7 separate regions of the Mus musculus genome follow, and regions 1, 2, 4, 5, 6 and 7 are each linked to region 3. Evidence: chromatin loops called from intact Hi-C (ENCODE). Cell type or tissue: heart. All regions are shown on one strand. Region 1 overlaps Gm51502 (predicted gene, 51502). Region 2 overlaps Mgmt (O-6-methylguanine-DNA methyltransferase). Region 3 has its middle 15 kb from the start of Gm29931. Region 4 overlaps Ebf3 (early B cell factor 3). Region 5 overlaps C030029H02Rik (RIKEN cDNA C030029H02 gene). Region 6 holds the start of Gm36675 (a long non-coding RNA gene). Region 7 overlaps Glrx3 (glutaredoxin 3).

Region 1 (4,000 bases), 420 kb before region 3:
CAGCCAAGAAGGAGAAAAGTGTTTTAGACATGTACACAACATGTGGTTTACAGTTATCATTAAATGAGGTGAACTGGGACCCTATACATATGGATTCTGAATTGCATAAATTTTGATTGATATCATTTGAAGACCGAGGCTCTGAAAGGCAAGATTTTGTGAAAGACGATACACAGACCAGCTATTACCACATCCACTCATACCAGGAGAAGTCTCTGAAATGAACGAGGCAGCTGGCTTTTAAATAGCTAAAACATAACATCAGTACTTATTTTGAATAATGAAAAAAGAGGTAAAACATGTTGACCCTTGCCTGACAGAAACATGCCCAAGAGTGAGACTGGCCCCTGGAGGCAGGCTCTCCTATCCAGTAGCTGCCAAGCCTTGCTCTCTCGCTCTCTCCCCTGCCTCCTTCTCACCACCCCCTTCCTCTCTCCCTCCTCTTTATCTCAAAACTAAAAGAAAAAAGTAAATATTTTTTTGAGCATTAAGCCACAATGGACAAGCAGCCAGAGAAAGAATTTTCAAAAATTCAGGAAACACTTGAGAGGTAAAGCCAACATCCTGAGACAGAAGACAGGCCAGTTTTTGACACCAGGTCGGACCTAAGAGAGGCCTAAAACCCCCCAGCCAGGAAGTGCATGCCCGGGGTCAGGGCCCCTGAGACAGGAGAGCTCACCAGTATCCACGCACCACCGAAACCAACAGGCCTTGTCATGGGAAATTGGTTGAAAATGTGCTGACCCGCATAAAACTTTTATTAGAATCCGACAGCAGAAGGAGGACCTTCCAAGGATTCACAGGTTGGGAGAGCTGAGGAGAAAGTGTGTAGCCAGACTCAGAACCCTGGATTTCCTTTTGGTGGCCCTGCTGTCCCTTTGGGACTGGGTGCATCTGGGGTCTAAGAGCCTCTCAGAGCTCCTGGAGGCTTTCAAGCCATAGTCCTTACAGTCTCCACACTGTGCCATCGAGGCCAGGATTGGGACATTATGTCCTGCACCCCAACATCACTGGAATGGAGGGTGGAAGTGCAACACCCCCATACCCCCGACTCCTGCTGAGCTCCTGGGCAGGCAGACTTTCTAAAAAGGGAAAAGGGACATAAATCAGGAAATTAAAAAAAAAAAGTTTCTGCACATTTTCAAAACCCACGTTGCGTTCTCTGAGGTCCTTTTCATTTTAACCAAATCAGGGGGAACTTGTCCTCACAGCGGCAAGGCAGATGGAACGATAAATCACAGGCGCTGTTGACTGCCTGCAGTGCACTCTCCGCAGCTGTCACTTTTTGTCTCTTTGGTTTTAGCTGACATGGTTTGAGGTCCACTGTGAACCGATCTGGACTTTTTTTTTTTAATATTTTTTTTTTTTTTACAGTCATATCCATCAAAACGACCAGTGGCCACCAGCCCTTTACGGCTATTGATCGAGTGGCCCTTGCCCCCTCCAACCCAGTGCCATCCTGCTCTTAGGTGAATCTGGGTGGGGGGTGCGCCTCGTTCTCGTGGATTTTCTTCTTTCTTTTCTTTTTTTATTTTCTTTTTTTTTCTTTCTTTTTTTTCTTTTTTCTTTTTCTTTTTCTTTCTTTTTTTTTTTTTTTTTTTTTTGGCCTCCAGCTACAGCTGTGATTTTCTGAGCAGTCTTGGCTCCTGTTATTAAAGTTGCATCGGGCTAGAAGCGAGCAAAGCAGATAACAGCCGCTGTACAGCCGAGCTGGGAAGCCCGGCAGCCTGGTTCGTGTTGTTGTGTTTTTAAGTGCGTGGACGCGCGGGCAGAGGCTCGGAGTTTCCAACTCGTTGCTTATTTTGCAGAGTAAACAAGCAAATGTTATGTGCATAACCTTAGCTGTCTCGCTAAAGGTCAGAGCGCCCCGGCTCATTTCCCCGGCTGCCTTTTGGGGGCACTCTGATGCCAGGGATTTCTTTGGGTGTCGGAGAAACAACATGAGCTCGGCTAACAAAGACTCATTTTACAAAGCTGCAAAACAAAAACATTGATTACATTTGAACCCGAGTGCGCTAGTTTGCTTCCCTGTGCGAAACGCACACCCACCCACGCAGGAGCGCAAAACGGCCAGTGGCTGGAGCCCAAGGGCCTGGAGGCCAAGGGGCAGCTTGAAGACCACTTGGAGAAGATTCCCTGGGGCCGGCCTCTAAGACAGAGGCCCTGGACAGATCTGGGTTCTCTGGCCATGGAGTTGCCTTTCAGAAGCCGGTTTCAAGTTTCCCTTAGCATTGTGTTTTCTACCAAGGCTCCACTTCACTTCAAAGTCCCTGTGAGTGCTCTCATTTAAGCCTTGGTAATTTCACAATTGTACACTGGCAATACCAAACAACAAAAAACAAAACAAAACAAAACAAACAAAATACAATCAGTAGGTGGGCATAGGGACCTTAGCTCAAAGATACACAATTAACAACAACCAGAATAAGAAAAAAAAAAAAAAAAAAGACTGCTTTTAAAAAAAATCCCCAGTTAGGTCAGGTTAAATTTATTATATTCTTTTATAGCTGAACTCTATAGTTTTGACGTGAGGCGACAGCTGAAATGTACCAGAGACCTTTGGAATTTCAGTACTATATATTATAAAGAGGAAGGAAATACGGTTGTGCAATCAGAAGCTAGGTGCTTGTCTTAATATGTTCAAGGAAAAATAATTTTAATTTTTGGAATTATTATTATACCTTTTTTTTCTCTTTTTAAATTATGGAGTGAAGTACGAGAAAAGCAGGGCCTGTAACATAGTGACTAGACAAAAACATTGGCTCTGTCAGAAAATTTCAGATTGCTACAGTAAGATGACTGGAAGATGAGGCTCCTGCTTTTACATGAACCACTAAGTTGGGCTAGCGTGCTACTCTGGATGTCTAAAGACTGCTTTTGTTTGGGTGATTTTTCGGCTGAGTGTGTCTGGGCTTGGGGTTCGAACCTGAAATTTATGCAAAGGGGTCAAGGGCCATCTCTCTGCTCAAAGTTCAATTCCAAGTGGGGAGAATTATTTTCCAGTAAAATTATTCCACATTGAGAAGAGTGGGTCTGTCTTTTAGGTTCTCCTATTTAGCTTAGCCATTGGAAAACAAATAGATTGAATATAGAATCTATGCAGGAAACTGTGTCCAGCTCCAAGAGCCTTGTGCTGGGTCAGGTGTCTACAGAGAATTTTGTAAGTCTCTAACTCCTGAACCATCAGAATAAAGAGTGTGTGTCCCTAAAGTCCTGCTCAGACCCTTTGCAGATGCCTCTGCCCGGGATCATGCCCGGAGCTCAGAAGCTCAGCATCGCTTTCTGCTGTCTTGTCACTATTGTTCTGACACAGAAACAAACTATCAGGCTGCTGTTGCCCCTCAGAAGGGCTAGGGTACCACTCTCTGTAACATTGTGGGCGTGCTGCCTTCCAAAGATTCACCTAGCTTCTAGGTAAACAAGCTGTATGACTTCAGGAGACAGAAGTTGTGTTCAGACACAGGTGGAGAAAAGACAACATAAACTGAAGAAAAAAAAAAAAAAGCCAAAAAACCCGAAAGCACAACACAAAGAAGTCAGACAAGAAAAGATGAAACAAACCTTTATAGAGAAAGACTGCATTTCTTTGTGCTTGCTAGTTTGGAATGAGTGGGAATCTGCCAGAAGTGGCTAGTTATCAAAATACAGAGGCGGACTCTTCAAAGACAAGTGTCTGGAGCCCCAGAATGTTTGTATATGACTACAAGAAATTAATTCCCTATTCCTGGGGAAAGGCAAAACATATCTCCTCCTTCTCCTCCCCTCGTGTGTGTGTGTGTGTGTGTGTGTGTGTGTGTTTGTGTGTGTGTGTGTGTGTGTGTGTGTGTTTGTGTGTGTGTGATTAATGTTTTTCTCTCAGAGTAGAGTATTATTTGGCACAAAGAGTTGATGAAAACGAGAGCAGGTCTCAAATTCTGCCCTGACCGTGGAGCCACTGAACCTTCCATCTGCGTCCCCAGCAGACCCTTCGTACTCAGTGGCAATTAAGGAGTCTGCACTT
Region 2 (4,000 bases), 600 kb after region 3:
ATTAATCAACAGTCGAGCGCTGCAAGTGGGGTCTCATACATAATGAATTGTGCTTAAGCCTCATGGGTTTCTTGATAGAAAAATAAAAGAAAACACAAGTGTAGTCAGCTTTTGAATAAAATTTAACTAGATTGCTCTGCATCCTATAATTGTTTTGGAATCATTAGGGACCTGATCACTCATCTGTAGTTTTAGGGAGTTTTTATCTTCATCTGTCAAATAGTAGAGACTTTTAATGATATGGTAAAGTGTTGATAAAAAAGAAATTTTCTCTTAATGACTTACATTAAAAGGTATACAGGTATATATGGCCTTTTTAAAGACATTCTAATTGTTTGCATGTAGTATTTAAACTATCTTTACAGTATGGTTTTAATTGCCAATGTGTTTTAAGACATAAGTATCTTTTTCAGAAAAATAGTTAATCCTTATGGGGAAGAGTTTAAAATTTACATAAACTTTTCTTCCTTTTTTGCAGATGTTTTAAAACACTATAATAAATTCTTTTGTGGTTTTATTTAGGATCTGGAATTTATTCAACCTCAGATTTTGAGTTGTTTGAGATAAAGGCTCATTATATAACTCAGGTTGACCTTGAACTCGGGATCCTTCTGCCTCACTTATCTTAATGAGCCTAAAATTTTGAAGGATTGGTGTGCTCATGAAAAATTGATACCCAGCTTTAGCAGCATTCTTTTTACCATCCAAAGCCATTAAATGGAAAGTTGCTAAATTTCATACTGTCTACCTCATACTGTTGACCCTGGAACAGATATCATTTGATGGCTTCTGATGGTATTATAAAAATAGAACTCATGTCAGGGACAAAGGGGCCATGAGCCGCACAGGAACAGCTCAATGATGTACTGCTGAGTGGATGTCGGGACCGTCTGCTGTAGGCAAAGGGTGTCACTGCCTTTCCTGCAGGCTGTGGCATTTCTGTTCCCCATCTAGAAATGGCTGCTTTTGTTACCTGCTGGTCTGTCTGGCATGATAGGAAGCCTCCCATTGGGTGCGAGTCCTCCTTTGAAAGTATGTGCCCTGTTGGTCAGCTTCCCGATGCTATGACAAAGCACCAGGGGTTCAGAAGTTTTAAAGAAGGGGTGTTTCTTTGGGCCATGTTTCCAGCCTGTGGTCACTCAGCCCCTATGGTCTCAGGCCTCTGTGCAGTAGAACATCATGGTAGAAACCCATGCTGAGAAGTCTGCTCACCTCGATACAGTTGGGAGAAAGGAAGAAGGGGCGCCATGTCTCCCATATTGCTCTCAAGAGCACACCCAGTGACTAACCCCTTCCAATCAGGCCTCATCTGAAGATTCTGCTACCTCTTATAGTACCACAGGCTGGTGATCAAGACTTTAATACATGAACCTTTGCAGGACATTTCAGAACCAAGCCATAGCAGGTACCAAAACAAGGCTCTTAAATGTCATTCATAAACTCTCTTGTTAAGAGTGCTGTGTGTTCTTGTTTTAAAATACTAGCTAGCATTTGATACATGCTAAAATCCATCACTGTTTCACACTTTGTCCATCCTACGTTACTTTCTGTGGCTGTTATAAAACACTGACAGAACCAGTGAGAGAGGAAAGGGTTGGTTTGGCTTATACTTCTCCGTCACAGACCATCCTGAAGGAAGTCAGGGCAGGAACTCAAGCAGGAACTGAGTGTAGGAGCCGAAGCAGAGCCCACCAGAGAGTGCTGCTCACCAGTGTACTCACCCTGACTTGCTCAACCTGCTTCCAGATATAGAGAGAAATAGATATATAGAGATACATAGAGATATAGATAGTCCAGGGCCACTTGCCCAGGGCCCCCACACAGTGGCCTGGGCTCTCACACATCAATAGTTTATCAAGAAAGTGCCCTACATACTTGCTGAAAGGCCAGTCAGGTGGAGGCAGTTCCTCAGCTGAGATCCCCTCTTCCCAGGTATGTATGAACTTGACAAGAAAGTAATTGCAACACTTACTTTAATTCTCCTTATCTTTCATTGTAGAAAATACTGTCCTTTGGGTGGGTGGGTAGAAAATCTGTGACACCAGCTTGTCTGTGTAGTGAGGTCATTACCAGAGCCCTGCTAGTGTTGCTGTGCAACATAACCCCAGTACAATACTGGTTCATACTGGTGCGCCTTTGTTCACCTCTGGCTCAACTGCTTTCTAGGGGTTGCTCTTTCTTATCATTAGCATCAGCTCTTTAACCGGCCCTTCCCCTTTTCTATTCTATATCCTAAAACCCCTCTGGAAAAATGGATGGTCAGATCTGCATTTGAATGTTGCCTGGACAGCTCCCACCACCAGGCAGTGCTCAGGAGCCATCCCTCATCATCGGTCTGTCATAAACTGGCAGGAGGGTGGAGAGTCCTTGGCAGCTCCCTTCAAACATGGGGTTGTCTGAAAGGCACAAGTGGGAGGCACTGCTGTTGCCCTGTGTGCCTCACCTTCATGTCCCCTCTATCTGTGCAGTTGGCTACAGGTGCCGGAGGAAGGGGCCACCTATGTGGGCACTCTCCCCAGTAAGCCGTGAGTGGGATCAGATCTTCACTGAGTTGGAATGGAAAGTTGAAAGGCTTTATTCAGTCTATCTTTTTCTAAAAAGCGGTCTTTATTGATAGCAGGTAGCATAGTTTGTTTCTTGTCTTCAATCCTACCCCTGGAAGAAAAATGCCTGGGTTTTAGTGGGAAAACGTAATTAGATGCAGGACACATCCATCAAACACAAGCCACTCGGCTAGAGATCTTCTAAATTAGACATAATTGTGCGCGTGCCAGCACGGCAGAGCAAGTCTCCACACAGTGTTTATAAAGTCACCTTTGCCGCTGTTGTACCTCAGTGGGCCTGTGAAGTCTGGAGCTCTATCCCAGAGTCCCGGATGCTCCCCTGCCCTCCACACCACACACAGAAAGCTGGAGAAGGCAAGGTGTGCTTGGCCTTGGCAATGTTCTTCACCTGAAGCTGTCTAGTGTGCTGTGGTTAGCCTCGCTCTCCTCCTATTAAGAACCCTGCCAGGAACGCCACATGGCGCCACATGGCTTCCTCTATATCAGGTTGAAGGACACAGCCTACATCGGCTCATTGCCAGAGACTGGAAGAACTCTGCTCTATAGAATTCTTTTTGTATGACCCTCTAGTGTCATAGTGAACATTCCCGATGCATCGATTGAAAAGTCATCTTAGAGGGTGGAGAAGGGAGAGGCTGGGCCCCAGAAGAAATGGCATGAGCATCTGATCTTGTCATTCTGCATGCTGGTTGTCCCATAGCAACACCACCTTAAGGGTGACTGACATTACATGGTCCTGTCACATGTGAATGACTCTAAAGAAAGCATAGCCTATTTTCTTACATCGCAGGGTGTTTAAAGCAAGTATGTTTATTTTGCTGTCTTGGGGAGGAAGAAGTCACTGAGAAATGAGCCTTTAGTGATTCTCTCCTCCAAAGGACTTCCTGAAGCATCCCAAGACCTGTATACCGAAGTCTCCCATGGGCTGGGCCATGTTTCAAATTGTTGGGCGAATCTGTACTCTGGGAAAGATGGGAGAAGGTGGTGAGAGGTGTGCTCTTTATGTTCCCCTTGTAACATGGCATGCGCATGTCATCACTTGGTAAAGAATAAGACCCCAGGCAAGGCTCCTATGAGAGGCTATGGCTTTGCAACACCTGCTGCACAGAGCCTTGCCATCTCCGGTCTCCACTCATGGTTAACTAACTTTACAAGAAGACAAGATGCACACGCCACACAGCACTGGGGCCATCCACTTTAGTCTTGACAGAATCACTGTCTCATACCAATCTTGTGTTCTGTTCCTGGTGGTATCCATGTCTTGGCATGCAAGCTTCACCCAGGAAGAACAACTCTCCTCTCATGTGCTAGAAGTCTGGAGTGGAGCTTTGGAGCTACCTTTCTTTACTGAGTGAAGAGCTGAAAGACATGAACTGCACTGCCATGCACCGTGGGCCATGCTTTCTCAAAGCCAAGGAAGGCTTGAGGCCCTCACA
Region 3 (4,000 bases):
TGGCCAGCATGGCTGGGCTGTCAACCAACCCTCTTGGCTTCTCATCTACAGAACAAGTCACAGACAAATAACATTAAAAAAAAAAAAAAGCCTATTTCCATTTAACTCTCTCCAGTTACCAATGAGGAAACTAAGTCACAAGGTTAAATCAGGGGGACTCTCTAAGTCATCACAGGGCCTCTAAGGCTCACCTAGCCTCATAAGGAAAAGAAACAAGCTCTATGATCTGCTCTGGGTCCTCACACATTAATCCTGTCATTAGACATCAGTAAGGGACACTCTTGAAGTGCCAAGCACTGCTGTCACCCAGACATCTGTATTCTGGATTTGTAAACCTTCTGAAGAGCTAGTTTCTCAGCACATTGACACAGCTGTTGGTAGAAGACAGAGGGACAAGCTTTGCTCCCAGGGGCACCCAGACTGTGAGGACGATACCAAGAACAAATACCTCCCTCTCCCACGGCTCCCTGTCCACCTGGTCCACCAGAAGATGATCTCATCTGAACTTCCCAGTGTGGCCTTGGGCCGTGTCCTCCTGTCTCTGCAGACCTAGCTGTCATCTTCTAGAACACAGGCCCAGAACTGAGAAGTGTTGCTGTTGTTTATGAAGGCTGTGTCCACAGAAACTTCACCAGGAACCTTAATGAATGTCTGCGCATGAAAGCATCAGAAAGGGACAAAGAGAGAAGGGTCCAGGAGGTGGCAGCAGCAGACCCCACGTGAGACTGCCCCTGCCCCTCCCCAGGGCTTTGTTCTGGGTTTTTAACCTTTAGGAAAAGCACCCCTGAAAATCTTACACTTAGAACTTGGGCTGTGTTTTATTTCTCTCACTGAGTTCGTGTGCTGTATCACATTACACGTTCTATCAAATTTCACAGTGCTAACGAAAAATGGTTTTGGACATCTGGGCGTTATGCAGTAAAGTGTATGGGTCACAGGCGAGTTATACCCTGGGGCAGGGGAGGAGTCATCTTCCTCCTCCCTCCCCCCTGTTCTTCTAGGATAGTGGCACTGAGGCTGCTAGGCTTAACAAAGCTTCATAGAGGATAAATCTACACTCCAACCTGAGGACCTTGGGTCCCTATCTTCACACTGCATCTGGGAAGGCTTACACAGGCCACGGTACTTTAATAAAGGGAATGTCTTACTATCTCCAACTATGGGACCTTTAAATATAGATGTGCATGCCTGCATGTGTGCATGAGTGCGTGTGTGAGAGATGTCATATAGGTTTTCATTTAGATTTCACTAGTTACTGGACGGCATAATTAATAATTGTTTCTTAGGGTTTTTCATGCCACATCTAGTTAGAAAGGAAGGTGTTTTCCACATTGACTTTCAGGGGTAAAAAACTTGCCTCCCTGATTCCCTATTCTCAGTCAAATTCCCACAGACGACCTCTGCAAGGCTCACTTCCCTGGTTCCCCCCTCGTTAGAGTCCCGTTTCTCACCCACGGTGGCTGTCAGGACCCTAGGCTGCTACCTCTGAATAGACCCAGCTGGGTGAATTAATGTCTGTCCAGTAACTCGAACCAGCAGTGACTTCATCTCAAAACTTTCCAAGTAGCACAGGTCAGAGCGTGAGTGTGGCCGAAAGTAATGGTGTTCCCAGAAAAGTGAGAAGGTGGTGGCCGAGCGTCAGCCAAAAACTATGACTGGGCTGAGAGCCGAGGAGCACAGTTGATAAAGTAAAATTCCAGCAGATCCCACGGAAAGGCAAAGCTTCCTGCTACAATGCTGTGTTTGTCCTTCGAAGGCTAAGTGCACTAACAAACCCACAGCACCGAGCCAAGGTGCCACTATACTGGGAGGCTTACTGAAGCCTAGACAGGGAAACAAAGTATGGGGGCAAACATGTATAGAAAGATACTTTCTAAAATGAGCTAAACGATTAGCATTTTAAATACTGGCATGGTACTTAGTAGATACAATCTGTATTAAAGTTAGCAGAGTAACTGATAATCTCATCTACTACTAACAGAAAATAGGGAGGGTCGCCCAAAGATTAACTCATGTCTGGTGACATGGCTTTAAGGCAATGACCCATACACTGAAAAGGGAATTTCAAAGTGAGTGTGAAAGCAGCTTCCCTATGGCTACTGGTGATGGTCAGGGATGGCTGTGAGGGTCAGCCAGAGCGTGGGAAGTTATGCACCCACCACCTCTGGAAGGGCTGCGCTAGGCGCTCAGGGGCTTCAACTGTTGGCTTGCTTTGGTTTTCTGTTTCCTGATGAAAGTTGACATTTCTCATGCACATTTCCTATTCCGGGTTCATGAAAGGAATCAACTTCCAACACCCAAGGAGTCAGGAAATCTAAGAAGGTGCAATGAGAGCGTTGGCTTCCCTCTCCTCCCTTTTCTGAGGGCAGGAACCCATGGAGGCTATGCTAAGCCCAGGGCCCAGAAGGTATTTTATAAGGATACCCGCTCACTGTGGCCTGCAGCTGTCTCTGGGGCACACCCTATGGCTCCAGGGGAATCAAAGCTGCTCAGACCCCTCGCTTCCTCCTGCCTGGCTTCTTGTTCCAGCAAAGAGACTGGAATTCTTTCATTCTTTTCTCCCATGCTCCCTGTCATTGACCACTAGATAAAACATGGGGTAAACTCTCCCCATGAGACAGGAAGAAACAGACGAGCTAGAGAGAGCCCACTAGAGTTTCTACTGGAAAATTTTTTGAAATGCCTCACCTGTTCGTGGGTTGGTTCTTAAAGGATAAGGCAAAAAAAAGTCCAGTGTTGCTGGTCATATTTTAAAATTGAAAACATAACCTTTTTACATATATTAAAAATAGATAAAAAGGTAGTTTTTCAAGAAAGTTATGAATTGACTGTGTAAGAAAACTAAGATTCCTTGGCTCCTAAGGCACGGCAGAGCTGAGACTTGCATTGGGTACAGGACTTGGAGGGACACATATTCTAGGGCTGTAATGTATGTCAATAAACAACGGAGTACCCAAGCATGGCCAAGTTGACGCCTTACCCTCCAGTATGGCTGCTCTTAGGAAGGGTTCCTGGGTAGCAGTAGACAATGGCATTGTTACAGGATACTTCCCCAGGGACATTCATTCTAGACCAAACATACATTCTGGACACTTCTAGATAGATTGGCCCTCGTCTCAGCCCACAGTCACAGAACCAGGCTAATTAGCACAGTGCTGCTCCTAATGCAAGTCCACTTTAGCACAAATAATTCAATCAGTCTTCCAGTGCTGGAGGAAAAGGGCACTACTGCTGCTCTGCCTGTCCAGCAGGAGATGGGGACGGGGCAAAGGCCCTCAAGACAGCAACAGGCATATACTGCATACTTCCCTTTTCCAGTGCCTCAAGGGACTTGAGGAACAAGACAGGGCATCCTCAGGGAAGGCTTGCCCCAAAATCCTAAGGTTGGGAACTATCAGGATATACAGAAACCATAGACAGGCAATGTCTGTTGGTAGATGCATAGCCCTAGCAAAACTGACCAGACCCAGCTCCAGTGATAGCTGAGAACAACAAAAACTTAGCGTGTCCACCTGGCGTAGTTTCAGGCCTGAGATGTAGCTCAGTTGGCAGAGTGCTGGCTCACACAAAGCCTGCGTGAACCAGGTTTGGTGCCTTACAGCTGCAGCACGTCACAAGATCAGACACTCAAGATCACCTGTGGGGTACAGAGTGAATGAAAGACCAGCCTGGGCTACATGAGACCCTGTCTCAAAATTAAGTAAAATATTTTAAAAAGCATAATAAACAAATTGTCTGGTACATTTTCAATATATGCAACTGTACTCGATCACTAATAAAAAAAAAAAAAAAACAGCCTCCCCCACAGCCCCTGCTGTGGGTCAGAAAGAGAAGTATGGGACATGAATGTGTTCGCCTGGGGAGCACCTCCTTAACCCAGGGAGCACGTCCTTAACCACTCTTGGTAGTGTTCTCCATACTATCTCTTAAGCTCTACTTCCCTGTCCAGCCTTGATCAGGACTGCCTAACTGACCATTCTATGAGGCAAATATCTTGTGT
Region 4 (4,000 bases), 730 kb after region 3:
CGCACGCCGGATAGCCTGCAGCTTGTGAAGGGCGCATATTTAAATATATTCAAGTGTACTGGAGTTAATCTCGTTACTTTACATGCATTGAAGTCATAACAGAAGAAGCGTTCTAAATATTTAAGTCATGCCCATGTACTGGGGGATTAATCATAGCGCAATTGATAACATTTTAACGGGCTGTGCTGTCGGCTCAAGTTGGGATTGCCAGAGCTAATGTGGCAGCCGAAAATGGCATCAGGCTTTGAGCTGCAGCTGGGGCCAGAGTAGCTCCAACTGGCCTGCTGCAATTAGAAACGTACCAATGGGCAACCGTGCTGGGTTTTTCTTTCTTGTGACATCAGTCATTGGAGTTTACATTTTGAAGGCTGAACTGTCTTTGTCAGCCAGCCCTGCTCAGGGGTCTGTGTTGTTCTCCAACATCCCAAAATGTAAATGGCTTTCGCCAGACTTCAATGGCTAATCCATTGGTGTGTAAACCCTATTCACTTATGTGACAAGGGGACATGCTCCTGACCACAGATGACATGTAGAAGACATTGCAGATCAAAAAACAATGTTAGGGATAGGATACTTTCCTACAGAGAAAAAACTCCTAGGAAGGAAACTAAGCCCCAGGAATTTTTGAAAGGCCAACCCATTCACCAGAAATTTACTAAGCAGCTACTATGCTTTCAGGGCTCAGCTGTGCCTGCATCCCAGTGGTGTGAAACCTGTCCCCAAGGGCAGCTGTCAAGAGCCAAAAATGTTGTTGTGGACAGCTCTCCACACTCACACACCCCAGTCCTGGGGACTCCTTGGTGGTAGAAGTGGACAGGACCATTGCATGAAGGAGGGGCCGCAGTGACAAAGCTTAATTGTGACAACAACCTCCTGAACACCTTGCCTCCATTCCAGGGAGACCCGGATCCGGCTGCCAGCCAGGGAGCAGTGGACCACCTTTAAAGACTGCTGGAGTAATTGCTCTTGCAGCACAGTTGTATCTTTAAAACGGTGACATTAAACACACGAGGGGGAGACTCCTAGGTAGGAAACAGCTGCTTTTAGCACCATCTTTCCACCCTGGAAGCTCAAGCCAGCATGCAGGTTGCAGTGCAGCAGAGTCTCCTGCCCAAAAACCCTGACTCCAACAGTAACAACAGGAAGACATTCATTTGCTCCATTCCAGCTGCTGGCTACAGCTATTAAGTGAGCCCCAGTTTCATTTCAATAATGATCGGCTTCCTGTAACTTCCCAATCATGCATTTGTCATAATGCAGTAATTTTCTTGCTACAAACAGATCCTCATAATGAGGCCGTTTTTCACATTAGCAACATAACTACATAATAAGAACATCTGTAGTTCCTTTTCCGAGGGACAAGAACGTACTTCAATTAAGGCAATGGGTTTGTTAAATAAGATATAGTATATTTTACTAACAGGGCTACCCAGACCCTGCCCCAACAGACTACAAGCCGTCAGTGTGCCTGAATGAACACAGGTTGTAATGTGTAAAAATTAAATAAAGTAAAATTAAATTGCTCAATACAAAGACATTCCTCTAGAGGGTGTTGGTGATTTTAGTGACAAAGTGCTATTTGCTGACAAGTAGTTTACACATTAACCAGCCGAATCCAAGGGGGAAAAATGCCAATAGCAATTATATCACCTTGAGGTTATTAAATGTCCCACTGATAAGTAACTAGGTGAGCTTGACCAGGTGATAAAGACTGCTGAGAGCAAACGATTGCTTGTGAAGAATGCTTCTCTGCCCCGCTGTTTCTCCAGATAGCTTTTCTTTCAAAAATGACTGTATAAAAAGTTGCATTAAAAAATGTGTGGCTTCGGAAGTCAAAATTGATACTTAGCCGCCCCCACACCCCATGTCCCCCCTGCTCCAGCTAGAGCACTTTCATCATTCCACCTCAAAACACTACACAAAGTCCCCAAATGTCTGGGTTTTTCTCTCCCCCTTTTTTAGGCTTTAAAATGATGCTAAGTTCTCCACTTTATCATCAACTGTCTCCTGCAAGCGCATTTCATCTATAAGAAATTCAGATGCTCGGGAAATTAAAATTTCAAAGATCTGCTGCAAAAAAAAAAAAAAATCAATGGGGCAAGATCAATGCTCATAGAAATTTCATGAACTTTGAACTGATCCGGGCATGATGATGAGGGGTGGCTGGAGTCGCAGGCAGCTGACGGCTTTTAGTGTGGATGAGAAGCAGCCGGACAGCGGGGAGGAGTGCCACGGTTTACCTGGGCTTTTGCTTTCATATTTTGTTGGACAAAAATTTTTAATTTTTAGTCTATTCCAGTAACAAGCAGAAACAGGGGGTGAAAAATCCTCCTTCCCAACCCAGTGTGTGGATCTCCCTGCTTAGGAGCACCTAATGCTTTGCACACTAGCGCAGCCACAAAATGAAATCGGTTCCCTTTGCAGCCGATTGCAGGTGCAAATTAATATTGTAAAATGAAGATCAATACATGGACAGGGCCAAATCAATAGTGGCTAAATTATTGCTGCATTTTCCTCCTCATTCAAGATGAGTTGTGTTTTCCTCTCAAAGTCAATACTTCGCAGCTTTTCTCATTAATTTCTCAATAAATTTGGCAATGAATTTCAATCACAGAACTCGGCAGGGTGAGCTAAGCATTGTGGTGTGCATGGGAAACACAAAGGCCACACAGTCCCCACATCGCTCACTGGGGTGCTTGGCCTGGCTAAGGGACAAACAGTGAAGACGTAGGTCACCCTTCTGCATCTAGAAGCCAACTCCAAATTTGATGTCTCCTGTGAGTTGCTTGGGACTTGTCTTGTGTCTGCTCTGGGCCACTGTGGGGGGACACATTCCCAATGCCAGGCCCACCTAGGGTCAGTCTCAATTTCCCATCAATTCCTCCAGAATTTACCGTATTCCATCAGCATGTCTTCTTGGAATAAGAAGAGCACCACAGTTGACTTCTAATTGGGATTTGGAGCCTCCCTGCACACTCGGGGAATTCTGTTCTGGTATTCATACAGGCAGCCCAACCGGGCCTACTGCACAGGGACCCACTTCCATTCACCACTGCCTGGCAGCGGATGGCAGTATTGTGATATGACACCAAATGCAGAAAAGGGGGCAGCCCATCTTCCTTGTTACCAAAATAATACCCTTGCTGACAACTATTGGACTGCATTCAAACACTTTTGTTTACATTCCTCAAAGAATGCATTGGATTGTGGCTTGCATAGGCATGGGGGAACTACACCAACCAAGCCCAGTCCTGTAGCTAAAGAAAACCCAGGCCCTGGAGCCTGCGCTCTCCACACCACACCTGTCCATCTCAGGATGGTCCAACACAGACACACCCCAGACTAAGGTCTGCCAATCCCTGATGTGACACCCCCATTCCCAAAGCTGCAGTTTTAACCAGCTCTCTAGGCAGAGAAGTATGGTCCAAAGGGAGGCAGCAGTGAGTAAAACCACCCTCAATATCATGCAACCACTAGAAGCTTCCATATGTCACTCTCTGCTTCAGGAAAGCAAGTTCCCTGTGTCCTCATCCTCTCAGAGATTTCATGGGAGGTGGAAGGAGGTCATAAAAGCCAAGAGAGAAACACACACTGTAGGCAGCAATAGATATGCACACTTAAAACCAGCAGGAAGAAGATCTCAGTGCAGAGTAGGGTTGCAGAGCAAGCTTGGGAAGCCAGCTCTCCCAGGCTGCAGACACCCTGGCTGTGGAGTAAGATAAAGGTCCCTCTTGAGGGCTGAGTGTCCCTGCTCCCATTGTGAAAACCCCTACTTCCTGGAAAGTGTAAGGAGGGCCACTTCAGCCTTGTTCAGAGCAGTGTGTGTAGCTGGTGCTTAAAGGTACTGAGGCACAGTGGTCAGGCTTCTGGAAGGTACCAGAGCTACATGACAAAGCATCTCTATCAAGCATCTCTAATTTCGAGGCACAACATGAGCATCATGCTTGTCTTACATCTGCATGGATTTGTTTTTAATATCTCTATGTCCATCAGTCTATAC
Region 5 (4,000 bases), 190 kb before region 3:
GAATGATGGTGGTCTCCTTTTATGTGTATGCATGTGGGAGTGTATTTCCGTGTGTGTGTGTGTGTGTGTGTGTGTGTGTGTGTGTGTGTGTGTGTGTGTTCATGGGCATTTATGTGTATTCAGGTGAGTGTGCAAAGATGTGCTTGTGCATGGAGGTCATAGGTCAATCCTGGGGGATATTCCTAAGGAGCAGCCTGCCATGGTTTTGAGACAGGATTTGCACTTGGAAATGGGGCTTGCTGATGTAGCTAGACTGGCTGGCTATGAAGCCCCGGTGAACCACCTGTCTCCATGTCCCCAGCTTTGGGCTTCTGAACATGCAACACCGGAGTTGGCTTTTTATGTAGGTGCTGGGGATTGAAGTGTGTTGTTCACGCTTGTGCAGTAAGGACAGCCCCACCCCTCCATTCTTCTTGTCTGTAAATCTAACAGGTTGCTAGATTCTTTTCTCTGCAGCTTTTTCCAAGTTTAAAAACCGAAGCTTTGGTAGAAAAACACTTGGCAAGTGCCCACACACCTGCACTCTGGCTTATGTCTGGATCACAGGAGCTATATACATGAGTCAGAAAATTACAAGAAGATGAGAAAAGTCTCATCTTCAGGGAAATAAATCCCCTCATCACTTATCCCCAATGAAATCTAATTATTTTGACTTTCCTGTAATCGTTTCTACTCAAGAAGTAAAAAATAGGAAAATAATTTAATTTTATTGGCAAAATTTACTAGATTAATACAACTAAGAATGTCACATAAAATGTTAGCATTAAATATTAAAATATATTAATAAAATGCTAGATTACTAAAGCCTAATATTTAATATAATGCATTAATTGGAAGAACTATGTCAGTTTAAATATTAAACATAAAATGGAAGTTGCCAGTGGGCTGTGCAGAGCGGGATAACAGCAATCGTCAGCTTGTGGCTCTGCTCAGTAAAGTCATGGAGGGGCCTTTCCAGCTGGTCCTACAGACACCGGTGGTATAGGCAAAAGCTTGAATCAAAAGTCTGTTTTCTAAGAAATGGAAAGAACTGAAGCCAGAAAGTCACAGAGAGGCCAGGCAGTGGGAAGCAGTGTTCACCTCTTTCTGTCTGCCACAGGGAGGAAGAGTTATAGAGCCCAAACAATGGAGTTTTGGGTCACAGAGAAAGACTTTAGAGAATTTGTAGTTCATCCACTACCTCACAAAAAGGGCAACGGAAAATCTACTACCCCTTGTTCTCTGCACCCTTTCAGCGCTCAGGCTAGACCCTCCCTTTACCACACCTTGGAGGGAATCCAAGGGCAAGGGAGAGCAAGGCAGAAGCCAAGAATTGCAACTCCAAGGTCAGAGAGCCTTTGCTGGAGAACTGCATGTGAGACCTAGCTAGAAAAGGCCCCATCCCCACCCCTGCACACAATCCCTGCCCCTCCGAGGTCCAGAGTGCTGGCCCTCACTACTTATGAATACCAAGAGGGCTGCACATGCTTATACCAACCCTGGGGCCAGTTGCTATTCTTGCAGGAGAGCAGTGTATGAAAGCAGCCTGTAGAGGAAAGAGTCCTGGGGAAACAGATGAGTCTCCTTAGGCTGCTGAGTCATGGAGCCGGTGGCTCCTCTAACTATCGTAGTCCTGTTAGAAGCTGTTTGGCACAGAACCAGCTTCTGTGTACCCTGCCCTTTCTTTGGTGCTGGCCCTGTCCTGGTGCCCAGTGGTGAAGGGACAGGCCTTTCCTGCTCGTTCTGAAATCCCAGCTGGAAAAATGTGGGTCTCAACTGGTTGCATAGACCACTTTGCTCTGCGCTTTTTTCCTGTTACCCGTGGGTGTATAGGCGATATTGTGTCTTTGTGGAAAATACACACATACTCTATACTTATGCACACAGGTGGACACAAACAAATACGCCGCACATATATGCACAAATACACATGAATACACACATACACGCACAAGCACAGACAGGCCTATGTATACCACGTATACACACCTACACATAAACACACACTTACAAACATATATACACACCATACATATATGCAGGTACACACATAAACACACACACTCAAACATTCACACATACCAGCAGACACACACACATTACACATGAATATACATGCACACATATACACATACATACAAATGTGCATTCATGCATATACATGCACATACACACACACTAGAGATGCACACATAAACACACATTCAGACAGGCCGAGCATATGGTCAATACAGATGCAGAGTAGCTGTTCTCCACCTCCACCCTAGGTGGCGCTGGATGGTATTCAGCGATGTTTGGTCTGCTCAGACTGGATTTGTACTGGCACCCAGTGGGTGGAGGCCAGAAATGGCCTCAAGCATCTAATAAGGCACAAGACAGCTCTGCACAAACATTCTTCAGCCCCTACCCCAACGGCAAAAACCTCCAGGGCTAAGAATCTTGGTTTCTATGTGTAAACACTTTTAAAAAATATTTTTAAAACACTCATTTTGAATCCTCAAAGCTGGTAAGATGTGAATGTGAAATAGAATTGCCCAGGCTTGCTTACAATGTAGCCCAGGTTGGCCTCCAAGTCATGAACTTCCTGCCTCAGCCTTCTATGTGCTGGAATTATATGTGTGATCTACCATGCTAAGCAGGATGACTGAATTTTAATATAAAAAATTAGGACTCTAGCATTGGTCTACTAGAGCTTCTGTCTCCTAGAAGTCTTACGATCATTTATTTTCTCAATTTCTAGAGGCTGCAAGACTACAATCAAAAGTATATTATCTGTACTTCCCCTCCTCCCGTGTACAGATGATGTATCCTTACTCTTTCCTGTGTCTTAACAAGGGCTTTGTGGTGTGTGTGTGCATGAGCATACATGTATATTAGCATTTGACGACTACAATGTTCTGTAATAGTAAATCCTACTGGTGATTGGATTAGAACTACTTTAATGGCTTCATTTTTCTTTATTTACTTCTCTAAAAACCTTCTCTTCAAACATAGTCACACTCAGGGGTACTGAAAGCAAGGACTTCACATCATGGATTGTGGAAGAACAGCACATTGTCCATAATAGTAAGTGACATTAGGAGAATAAATAATAGAAGGGAAAACTCAGATTAGGAGGCTTGGCTATAGTGGCTACTCAATGATGAGCAAAGGTGATGGGTAGGTGGGAGAAGGGATATGGATATGGAGAATAATGGGCAAATACAGAGAAGGATGGGAAGTGGAGGGAGAAATGAATACAGGGACAGAGGAATAAGGGTGCATAGAGAAAAGGAGGGATGAGCAGAGGAGGGGAGTGGGAGACAAGGAAATGATTGGAGGGAGGGATTGGTGAAGGGAAGAATGGATAGAGAGATAGTGAGAAAGATAAACATGGAGGGATGAAAGAAGCAGATAAAGGGAGGAGTGGGTAACAAGAGGGAGAGAAAGTCAGACAGGAAATGATGCAAAGAGGAACTGAGGAGAGGATTGTGGAGAGAGGTGAAGGGATGTATGTATGTATTGATGGATGGATAGATGGAAGATGGATGGATGATGCATGGATGGATAGATGGATAGATGTATGTATGGGTGGGTGGATGGATGGATGGATGGATGGATGGATGGATGGATGAATGAATGAACGAATGGGTAGATGTATGGATGGGTAGATGGATGGAAGGATGGATGGGTGGATGAATGGATGGATGGATGGATGGATGGATGGATGGAGGAAGGTATAGAACATTTGCTGTGGGGATAAGAAATGTAAGGCAAAGGGATGTTACAACCAGTAAAGTGCTGTGCAAAGATCCTCAAGACACTGGTCCACGAAGAAGTGATAGACTAGGATATCTTTATCACTTAGACATGATGAGGCCAAGACTACCTCTGTGTACTTTTTCCTGTGTGTACATGTGTATGTACAATCTTTCAAAGGAGATGCCATGCAAAGCACAAGTGCGTCAAACATTTTCCGAAGGTCACTGCTCTACAAATGATGCACCAACAACAACCCTCAATCCTCAAATACACTGGAACC
Region 6 (4,000 bases), 330 kb before region 3:
CACACACACACACACACACACACCTCACACGTGCACCCACAGTAAAAGTATTGACTCCTAGTGTTAAGCAACCTACATGTCAGTACCCTTTGGGAACACTGCCTCTGACTTAGTAATGCTGGGTCTGGAGATGAAGATGTCCAAGGGGCTAAATGGACAAAACCGAAATATGCCCCATGCCTTATGTCCACACAAGAACTCTGAGGCCTCAGGTGTTATTGTCCAAATGGGCTGTCACAGGCAGAGATCACCTATGTAAAGACAACTCAATGAGCCCCTGGGCACTGGTCTAAGGGCCTTGTTAACTGAAAACCTCAAGCTTTGACTCCCAGTACTTTCCAAGGATCAGGCATGCTCCCTAAGACCTGAATGTGCTGAGAGATTCTGGAGTGACAGCCTGGTAGCCCCAGGCCAGTGGTCTCTGTCATGATTAGTGTGTGGCCCTGGCTTGTGTCGAACTAAGCCTACACAGGACTCCACATGTAGCAGTGAGTTACATGGAAACTATCCTTCACCCTGGCTCATCCGGAGAGGAATGCAACCCTAATTTCTTAAGCTGAGTAGCCCATGTGTTTATGTATTTAACACCTCAAAACAGCAGGGAATAATTAGTGGTTTGAAAACACGTTAACAAAACTAAGAGCTTTTTCAACCTTCAGACTCATAATATATGTAACTGCACAGCAAGAAACCTGAAGAGGGAACAATGCCCTTTTGTGAGAGAGTTCCCCCTTCCCCCACCTTCTTACCCCTGGGATGACCATAGCTTAGTGGCCTGTCTCACTCATGCCTCCTGGGCAGGCTGATATTTAGACCTACGTGTGTTCAGGAGGATCAGAGGAGAGATGCTGGTTTTGACTAATTGCAACTGGGCTGGGTCCCCAAAATACATGATTTTACTGAATTTCGTGTGATACCCTGGCAAACCTATCTTCTTATTTGGAACCAAATATTTAAACAAATATTGCTATAGGCATTAAAATAGGCAGAAGCAAGATCAGGGGCATCTTTGGGGTATGTGTGGTGGGAGATACAAGTAAGATGTTGAATTCTGGATCCCAGCCAGGCAGTTCATCTCTTTTACACATTTATTGATCTCGAGTTTTTCCTCGAAGGTCAGCCAGGGCTTGGTGACAACTGATTTTCACACATTTCATGTGCTTTCCCACCCCGTGTCTTTGAGTCAGGAGGAATTAACTATTACCCTATTGAAACATGTTCTTTTGCTGGTGGATTTATGGAAGTAGGAATAAAAACCTCTGAATAATCTTCAGCTCTCTGCAAAAAATAAAAATATAAAAAAGGAAAGAAAGAAAAAGGCCGGGGGAGCTCTTTTAGCAAGGCTGTGGAAGCATTGTGGCCTGAGGGACTGGGGGAGGGAGGGAGGTCCTGTCTGCATTATTCATCTCCCTTGGGGAGAAAGGGTGCTGGATGCCAGGAGGAAACTGGTCTGTTTTTAAAGAAGTCAAAGGAAACATTGGATGGGCTTGATGAATCAGCAGAGTTCCTCTGTTTACTTTGCAGTAACCACGAAACGCCTGTAGGGGGAGTTTTCTTATTGCTGTTTCCAGAAACAGGCTACAGAAAACTCTTTGTGGATTTCTCCCCTTTCCTAACCGTTTGATTCAGTTCTTACTATGGTATTGAGGTGAGATAGATTTGCACCAAAGCACTTTTCTTACCTCCCGCTGCTTCTCAAGGCTGGCTGTGGCACAGAGAAGGTAGATAAGAGAGACACTAGTGGGTAGCAAGCTTTGCGGAGCGGAGGGGGAAGCTTGTGGAAGAACGGGGAATACTTTTTTTTTTAAATAGAAACTTCTTTTTATTTATTTATTTATTTATTTATTTATTTATTTATTATATGGAAGTACACTGTAGCTGTCTTCAGACACTCCAGAAGAGGGAGTCAGATCTCGTTTACGGATGGTTGTGAGCCACCATGTGGTTGCTGGGATTTGAACTCTGGACCTTCAGAAGAGCAGTCGGGTGCTCTTACCCACTGAGCCATCTCACCAGCCCCCGGGGAATACTTTTTAAAAACGTCTTGCATACCAGCAAGGCCTGGACTGGAGTGATGGGGCAAGGCTGAGGATGCGGATGAAGATGCAGATTCAAGATGGTTGTGAGAGCAAAACTGCTTAAAACCTTAGGGGCAGTCCCGCCCTACCCCCACGGATGCCTCTGTAAGTCCAGCTGCAAGAACCAAGAAAGACAGAGGGCAAGAAACTTGGCAAAGTCCTTGTGTGTGTGTGTGTGTGTGTGTGTGTGTGTGTGTGTGTGTGTGTGTGTGTGTGTTGAGGCTCTAGTCCCTTACTGAGAATGACCAGAAAGTAGAAGAGGGATGGAGAGAAGGGGTGGGTCCAGACTCTTGAGCTAGACACCTGTTCTTATTAATGAATCATACCCTGTGGTCTCATGGGCATCTGGGCTACCAGAGCTAGGGAACCCTTTCTACAGTACAGTACCGAGGAACAGAGAAGATGGCCCCACGAGTGAGCTCAAGTAGGAAGAACAAAGAGGAAAGGATGCGTGATGTTTGGTAAGTGGCTAAGAGGAAGTGGGAGAGGCCTAGGGTCTCAGATCTCCACTTGCATGGGATTACCAGGGACCACTGCCTGAGAGCAGCAGGAGAGTCCCTGGTCCTCCCAGGAGGTCTGTACAGCTGGTTCAACAGCCTGACCAAAGGCATGCTTGTCCTACTGGAAGCCTGGGACTACTTGCAGCCTGTCCCAGTGTGCTGAGTTCCAAGTAGACAACTTTAGTCCCTCCCTCTTGGTTGTGACTTAAGTCTTAGTTGCAATCCTAGAATCTGGGCAGGGCAGGTAACTTGGCATGTCAGAAGTGGCAAGTATGCATGCAGACCAGGAGAGGGGTGTTGAACACCCCCAGGGTAGGAGCCTAACAGAAAAGATGGCTTGGGGGAATATTTAATGACACCTGTCAATATTTTTAAAATGTGATATTTATTCCAAAGAACTTATTTTTATGGAGCTCTTTAGCAAAGGAAATTTAAAACAATGTTCACTATTGGAAAGGGTTGTTAGGAAGAGACAAATTAAAACACAAAAGCTAAAAGATTGATAGGGGACTGTTTAAAATAAAATATACCATACACATAAAACAGAACACGAGCAGCCTTTAGGGAAAGAGTGAGACCAGCCTCCCCAGGACAATCTGGGATGATCCCATAGGCTTTTATTAAGGGAAATCAAGCTGAAAGGAACATGTTTAATTTTATTTGTGGAAAAGTAAAGGATTTGCTTGTAGCTATAAAAATCGTCTGCAGATCATGGTGGCTTCTGGGAAATAAAACAAGGTAGGGAGTGGGAACAGGTCATGTTTGTTCACTGTGGTTTGGGGTCTTCATAATTTTTTTTTAAAAAAACCAACTGCCTATATTGACTTTGTAACTAAAAATGAGTTCCGTGATATTGTGGGGTTTGTCCTCAAGCCTAAGATTTCTTGGAATGCAGGCATTTCTCTTTCAGAAATCCATATCCCCCTAAGTTCACCCATGCGGCATGAAAGGGAAGCCTGGGGTAACGGGCTAGCCTGGAGCCAGCCCCAAGTTCTCCATCAGACACCTCACCTCCTTCATTGTCAATCAGCAGGCACAGCATCGCCTCTCTGTTTTTGAAGCTGAGAAAACACAGGAGCAAGCAAACCTGGGCAGACAGACGCAGGCAAGCACTGGCAGGCACTGGCAAGCATGGGCAAGCAGGTCGTCAGATGCTGTCCTCCAAGTGCTTGCCCCTGCCTCACCTTGGCTGTCCTTTCTCGATCTTTTCAGCAGCTGCCCATTGGGTTTTCCAGGAAGCCACCCACAGATTTTTTCCTCATAGCTGTTCTTCCTCAGCCTCTTCTGTCTCTTTTTCCTTCTGCACGGGGCTTTGGACTTGTTACTAGACTGCCCCTCCCCACCACACACACCCTTTCCTCTTCCTGTCCTTACCTGGCCAAGTGGCTTTGAGCATCAATTATAAGTAGTATCCCTCCCTTT
Region 7 (4,000 bases), 990 kb after region 3:
TGAGGAGCCATTAGACTTGGGGCCCTTGGCTGAGGGTGTGTGAGCTAGAGAAGATGTGTGAGCTGCCTGCCCACAGAGGAGAGGGAAGCTCTCCAGGGGTCTCAGAGGGAAGAATTCTTCCTCCGTAGAGTTCACCCACTTCCCACCATAGCTTAGCTGTAAATCTGTGACGCAGCAGAGTGCTCGCTTGTGTAGGAAGACCGTGAAAGACCCGATGCTACTGAAGTCTACCTGATTGATGAGTTACGGCTGCCTGGGCCTAGTGCTTTTGTGGTCACTGATCTATCTACTGGTTTAGAACCCTTTTAACTTTGTCCTGACATTGTTTGCCAGCTCTTCCTCCCATTTGTGAGTTCTGTATTTGCAGATTCAACCACTGAAGATAAAAAAAATATGTTTATGTGTTTTAATTTATAGAAGCAAGACTTGGGAGTATGTACATGCCTTTAATCCCAACATTTGACACACAAAGGCAGGAAGATTTCCGTAAGTTGGCTGCTTAGTGAGTTCTAGGACACCCAGAGATTCCATATCAAAACAATGTTTTTTAGTCTGTAGTGACATGGAGTGAGAGGTCCCTGCAGGTGTTACGTCAGGAGGAGAAACAAACCCGGAGAGGGAGAATGAGACTTTCGTCAGCCTGGCTCAAACTTCGGGAATCTGACGCCAGGCAGTTTATGGCCAACATAGTTAATCCCAATATAAATTAGAAAAAAGTTTCCCAATACAATATAATTCCCAGTGCAAAAGAAACTCAACTCAAAGTCCATGAGGTTTCTTCCAGCTGGATAGGTTATAGACATAGCAACCTCTATTAGCTAAGGGCCTAAGGAAGGATCTTGCCTGGATGGTGAGGAGGCTCTTTGGGCCGTCAGCCACCTCTGGGCCTGGCTGTGGGAGCTTGGAGGAGCCTCTGACTTTACAGGTAGTGTAAGGGTCACTTAAGCTATTAGATGTCCTCAGTCTTAGATGTAGAAGCTTCATGAAGCTTGGTCTGAATCAGCAGATCCTGCAGATCACCTAAAGCCTCCTCTTCTCAGCTTCTGGATGTAAGAACAGGTTTACATATTTCCCTTTGAAATGATAGTCCTGTGTGCTTAGCATTCCCAGCTTCCTGGAGATCTGTGGATGCTCCTAACAATGTACCAGCGTTTTCCTTGTCATTATTTCCAAGCAACATTTACATTATAGTTTAGCATGGGAGTGGTGTGCACTGTGTCTTCTACATATTATCATCTGTAAGGAATGAGCCCGAAGTCAGTCTCCATGAATATAATAAAAAGGTGACTCTATTTAGTTTTAAAATAAATTCTAACCTACAATTTATGTTCAGTTTTACTTGTGCAGAGAGAGGAGGGCAAAGAGAGACTTGAATTAGGGCCTTGGCTGTTAGGCCAGTGTTCTACTCCTGCACCTTGTTTTCTATCTTATGGTGTAAGAATGCTGGCATGTTGAAAGCCTGTAGGTTTAATTGAGTGTGTGTCCTTTTGGTGTCAGGTACAGGTAAAAACCTCGTTGCTTAGGTGCTTTTTCCTTTGTGTGACCATATACTTTCTCTCATGCATGCTTTTTTTTCCTCCCTCCCTCCCTCCCTCCCTCCCTCCCTCCCTCCCTCCCTCCCTCTCTCTCTCTCTCTCTCTCTCTCTCTCTCTCTTTAATTTTTAGGAACTGAAAGACAACGGTGAATTGCTGCCTATACTGAAAGGAGAAAATTAGTGAACATAAGCATGGTGTCCAAGGACTGCAAGAAGTAACTAATTACCTTGGAACAGTTGATGATTTGGTCCTGAGAAGTGGACTAACAGTAGAGATACAACACACTCAGCCATGCTCGATGCGCTTCAAAAGGTGTGCTGAAGAAACATGCTACGTTCTCTACGAAGCAGAGAAGGCAATAAACTCTTCAGACTCAGCTAAAAATGATTGCGTGTAGAATGTCTCTGTAGTGATGCTTGTGTGTAGCATGTCTGTGTAAACTTATAATCGCTGTCACTAATTCCTTTAAATCCCTTTCTTAACACATGGACCTCCTGTAGCACTTAGGGAAGGCCTCTTACAAGCAGTGTGCTTTAGTGCTCAGCTAACTCCTGTACCAGTCCAATAGCTCCCCTCACTGGCCAGAGGACGCCTCACAGCCTGGAAAATGCAACCCAAAAGTTTATCCTGCAGAAAGCCAGATGTTGTACCAATATCCAGAAGAGGGAGCAGTAGCGACCAAAGGGGAAGCACCCTTCAGTCTTCATTGCAATGAATATACTAATTTTGCCTTCCAATAGGCAGAGAATATTCTAAAAGTCATGGAAAATTTAAATGTAGTTTTTCCACCCTGACTTGTTCCAGTAAGCTTTGCTGCACAAGCCTTTCTTAGGATTTCTGACTTCACAGCTGTGGGATCTGGGTATTGGCTGCCTGTGGGATGTTCTTAAATGATCATGGCCTGCTGATCTGGGCTGTGAGGCATTGCGCAGTGAAAAGGAAAGCAGTGTTTGCCGGTAAGTGGGATGAAAGCGGCCAAGGTCGGAGTGTGAATCCAGCCTCTGTAGAACTCGGGGACTGCTGCTGCCTTGTAGCCTGGGTCCTGTTGCTTAAGGTGGAGGGATCGAAACAGCACAAGCTTAGAGGTGGTTGGGGCCTGGCTTCCTAGGGTTAGGATGCCTATGAGGGCCTTTAGGGAAAACAAGACTCTTCATTTCCACTGAGAGAAAACCATTGAGTAGGTAAAACTTTTACATTCGTGTAGATGTAAATATCTCTTGAGTTCTTATCAAGGCTTCCTGTGTGCCTCATGGAGGTCTGACCATATTCGTTACTTCCCTGTTGCTGAGCTAAAACACTGGGACCAAGGCAGTTTCTAGAAGAAAGTTACTTATTTGGTCTGGGAGATAAACATAGTAAGCCATAGGAACAAGAGAGAGCACGAGAGAGAGAGAAAGAGAGAGAGAGAGAGAGAGAGAGAGAGAGAGAGAGGGAGGAGGGGGAGGGAAGGAGGAAGGGAGTGGAGAGGGAGGGGGAGGGGGGGAAGAAAAGCATGCATGAGAGAAAGTATATGGTCAATGGCTTAAATGGTGCAAGTTAAAACTCCAGTGACATCCTCAAACAAGGCCACCTAAACCTCCCAAGCAGCATCCTCAGCAGGAGGAAGTCTTCAGAACCCGGAGACTATGGGGGGCATTTTTTATTCAGACCATCTGTAGGAAGACTGGCTTTCTTTGGTCTCGCAAACGGAAATTATTTGTACAAGGCCTTTGCCATTTTTATTTTTATTTTTTGTCTGCCAGTGCCTCCTGTCCTATTCCATTATCCTCACCCCTTATGCTTTGTGTTCCAGTTTCTTTTCTGTTGTGAGAGAACACCCTGACAGAAATAACTTCAGTAGGGAAGCCAAGGCAGGAACCAGAAGCAGCAAGGACAGGGTGAAAATGAATGCATTGAAGTCCATAGCTTCTAGAGTCGGCTCTGTTGCCTGCATTGAAGTCCACGCAGGTTCTAGAGTGGCTCTGTTGCCTGCATTGAAGTCCACGCAGGTTCTAGAGTGGCTCTGTTGCCTGCATTGAAGTCCACGCAGGTTCTAGAGTGGCTCTGTTGCCTGCATTGAAGTCCACGCAGGTTCTAGAGTGGCTCTGTTGCCTGCATTGAAGTCCATGCAGGTTCTAGAGTGGCTCTGTTGCCTGCATTGAAGTCCACGCAGGTTCTAGAGTGGCTCTGTTGCCTGCATTGAAGTCCCGCAGGTTCTAGAGTGGCTCTGTTGCCTGCATTGAAGTCCCGCAGGTTCTAGAGTGGCTTTGTTGCCTGCATCTGCCACACCTATTCATTTCCTGAGGGAAGGCAGCAGGGTGTGGATGTTTATTGGGTGTCTGTTGGGGAGACTCCCAAGTGTGCTGTGTGGAGTTCAGCAAGTTTGGATATGTCTGAATACACGAAGGCCCCAAATGGGACACCAGTGCCACCTCTTCCAAGGCCAAGGGGACATTCCAGAAGAGGGAGTGGAAGCACCATGAAG

Evidence for each region. A loop is a pair of places that touch in the nucleus more often than their neighbours do. Peaks named below come from ENCODE experiments on the same cell type or tissue, not always from the same donor. Only the 100,000 strongest peaks of a DNase experiment are listed, where the experiment ranks them.
Region 1: it touches region 3 in a loop (3-fold over the local background); 9 of 42 quality-filtered maps call a loop at or near these places.
Region 2: it touches region 3 in a loop (2.2-fold over the local background); 3 of 42 quality-filtered maps call a loop at or near these places.
Region 4: a loop joins it to region 3, with 2.1 times the contacts of the local background. A loop is called at or near these places in 4 of 42 quality-filtered maps.
Region 5: a loop joins it to region 3, with 2.5 times the contacts of the local background. A loop is called at or near these places in 2 of 42 quality-filtered maps.
Region 6: it touches region 3 in a loop (2.6-fold over the local background); 7 of 42 quality-filtered maps call a loop at or near these places.
Region 7: a loop joins it to region 3, with 2.8 times the contacts of the local background. A loop is called at or near these places in 6 of 42 quality-filtered maps.

Annotation. Positions count from the first base shown.
Region 1 is chr7:136,058,848-136,062,847 of GRCm38, forward strand. The region is part of intron 1 of Gm51502 (predicted gene, 51502); the gene reads left to right. Among named protein-coding and RNA genes, the nearest start is that of Gm51502, 13 kb to the left of the region's middle. In heart, a CTCF peak has its summit at 1,887; no DNase peak of the experiment used is centred here; H3K4me3 peaks cover 765 bases; H3K27ac peaks cover 1,545 bases.
Region 2 is chr7:137,078,035-137,082,034 of GRCm38, forward strand. All of the region lies in intron 2 of Mgmt (O-6-methylguanine-DNA methyltransferase), which reads left to right. Among named protein-coding and RNA genes, the nearest start is that of Gm39108, 17 kb to the right of the region's middle. In heart, a CTCF peak has its summit at 2,298; no DNase peak of the experiment used is centred here; H3K27me3 peaks cover 1,271 bases.
Region 3 is chr7:136,479,232-136,483,231 of GRCm38, forward strand. No RefSeq gene overlaps it. Among named protein-coding and RNA genes, the nearest start is that of Gm29931, 15 kb to the right of the region's middle. In heart, no CTCF peak of the experiment used is centred here; a DNase peak (open chromatin) is centred at 1,640; H3K27me3 peaks cover 1,861 bases.
Region 4 is chr7:137,209,911-137,213,910 of GRCm38, forward strand. All of the region lies in intron 10 of Ebf3 (early B cell factor 3), which reads right to left. Among named protein-coding and RNA genes, the nearest start is that of Gm10578, 23 kb to the right of the region's middle. In heart, a CTCF peak has its summit at 1,545; no DNase peak of the experiment used is centred here.
Region 5 is chr7:136,292,394-136,296,393 of GRCm38, forward strand. The region is part of intron 3 of C030029H02Rik (RIKEN cDNA C030029H02 gene); the gene reads left to right. Among named protein-coding and RNA genes, the nearest start is that of C030029H02Rik, 26 kb to the left of the region's middle. In heart, a CTCF peak has its summit at 2,249; no DNase peak of the experiment used is centred here.
Region 6 is chr7:136,151,161-136,155,160 of GRCm38, forward strand. Gm36675 (a long non-coding RNA gene) reads left to right here and starts at 1,998. Exons shown (of 3, transcript XR_378573.2): 1 at 1,998-2,183; 2 at 2,436-2,539. In heart, CTCF peaks have their summits at 1,541 and 1,740; a DNase peak (open chromatin) is centred at 1,431.
Region 7 is chr7:137,466,268-137,470,267 of GRCm38, forward strand. It overlaps Glrx3 (glutaredoxin 3), which reads left to right. Exons shown (of 11, transcript NM_023140.5): 11 at 1,666-3,364. The coding sequence ends at 1,716. Among named protein-coding and RNA genes, the nearest start is that of Glrx3, 31 kb to the left of the region's middle. In heart, a CTCF peak has its summit at 2,138; no DNase peak of the experiment used is centred here.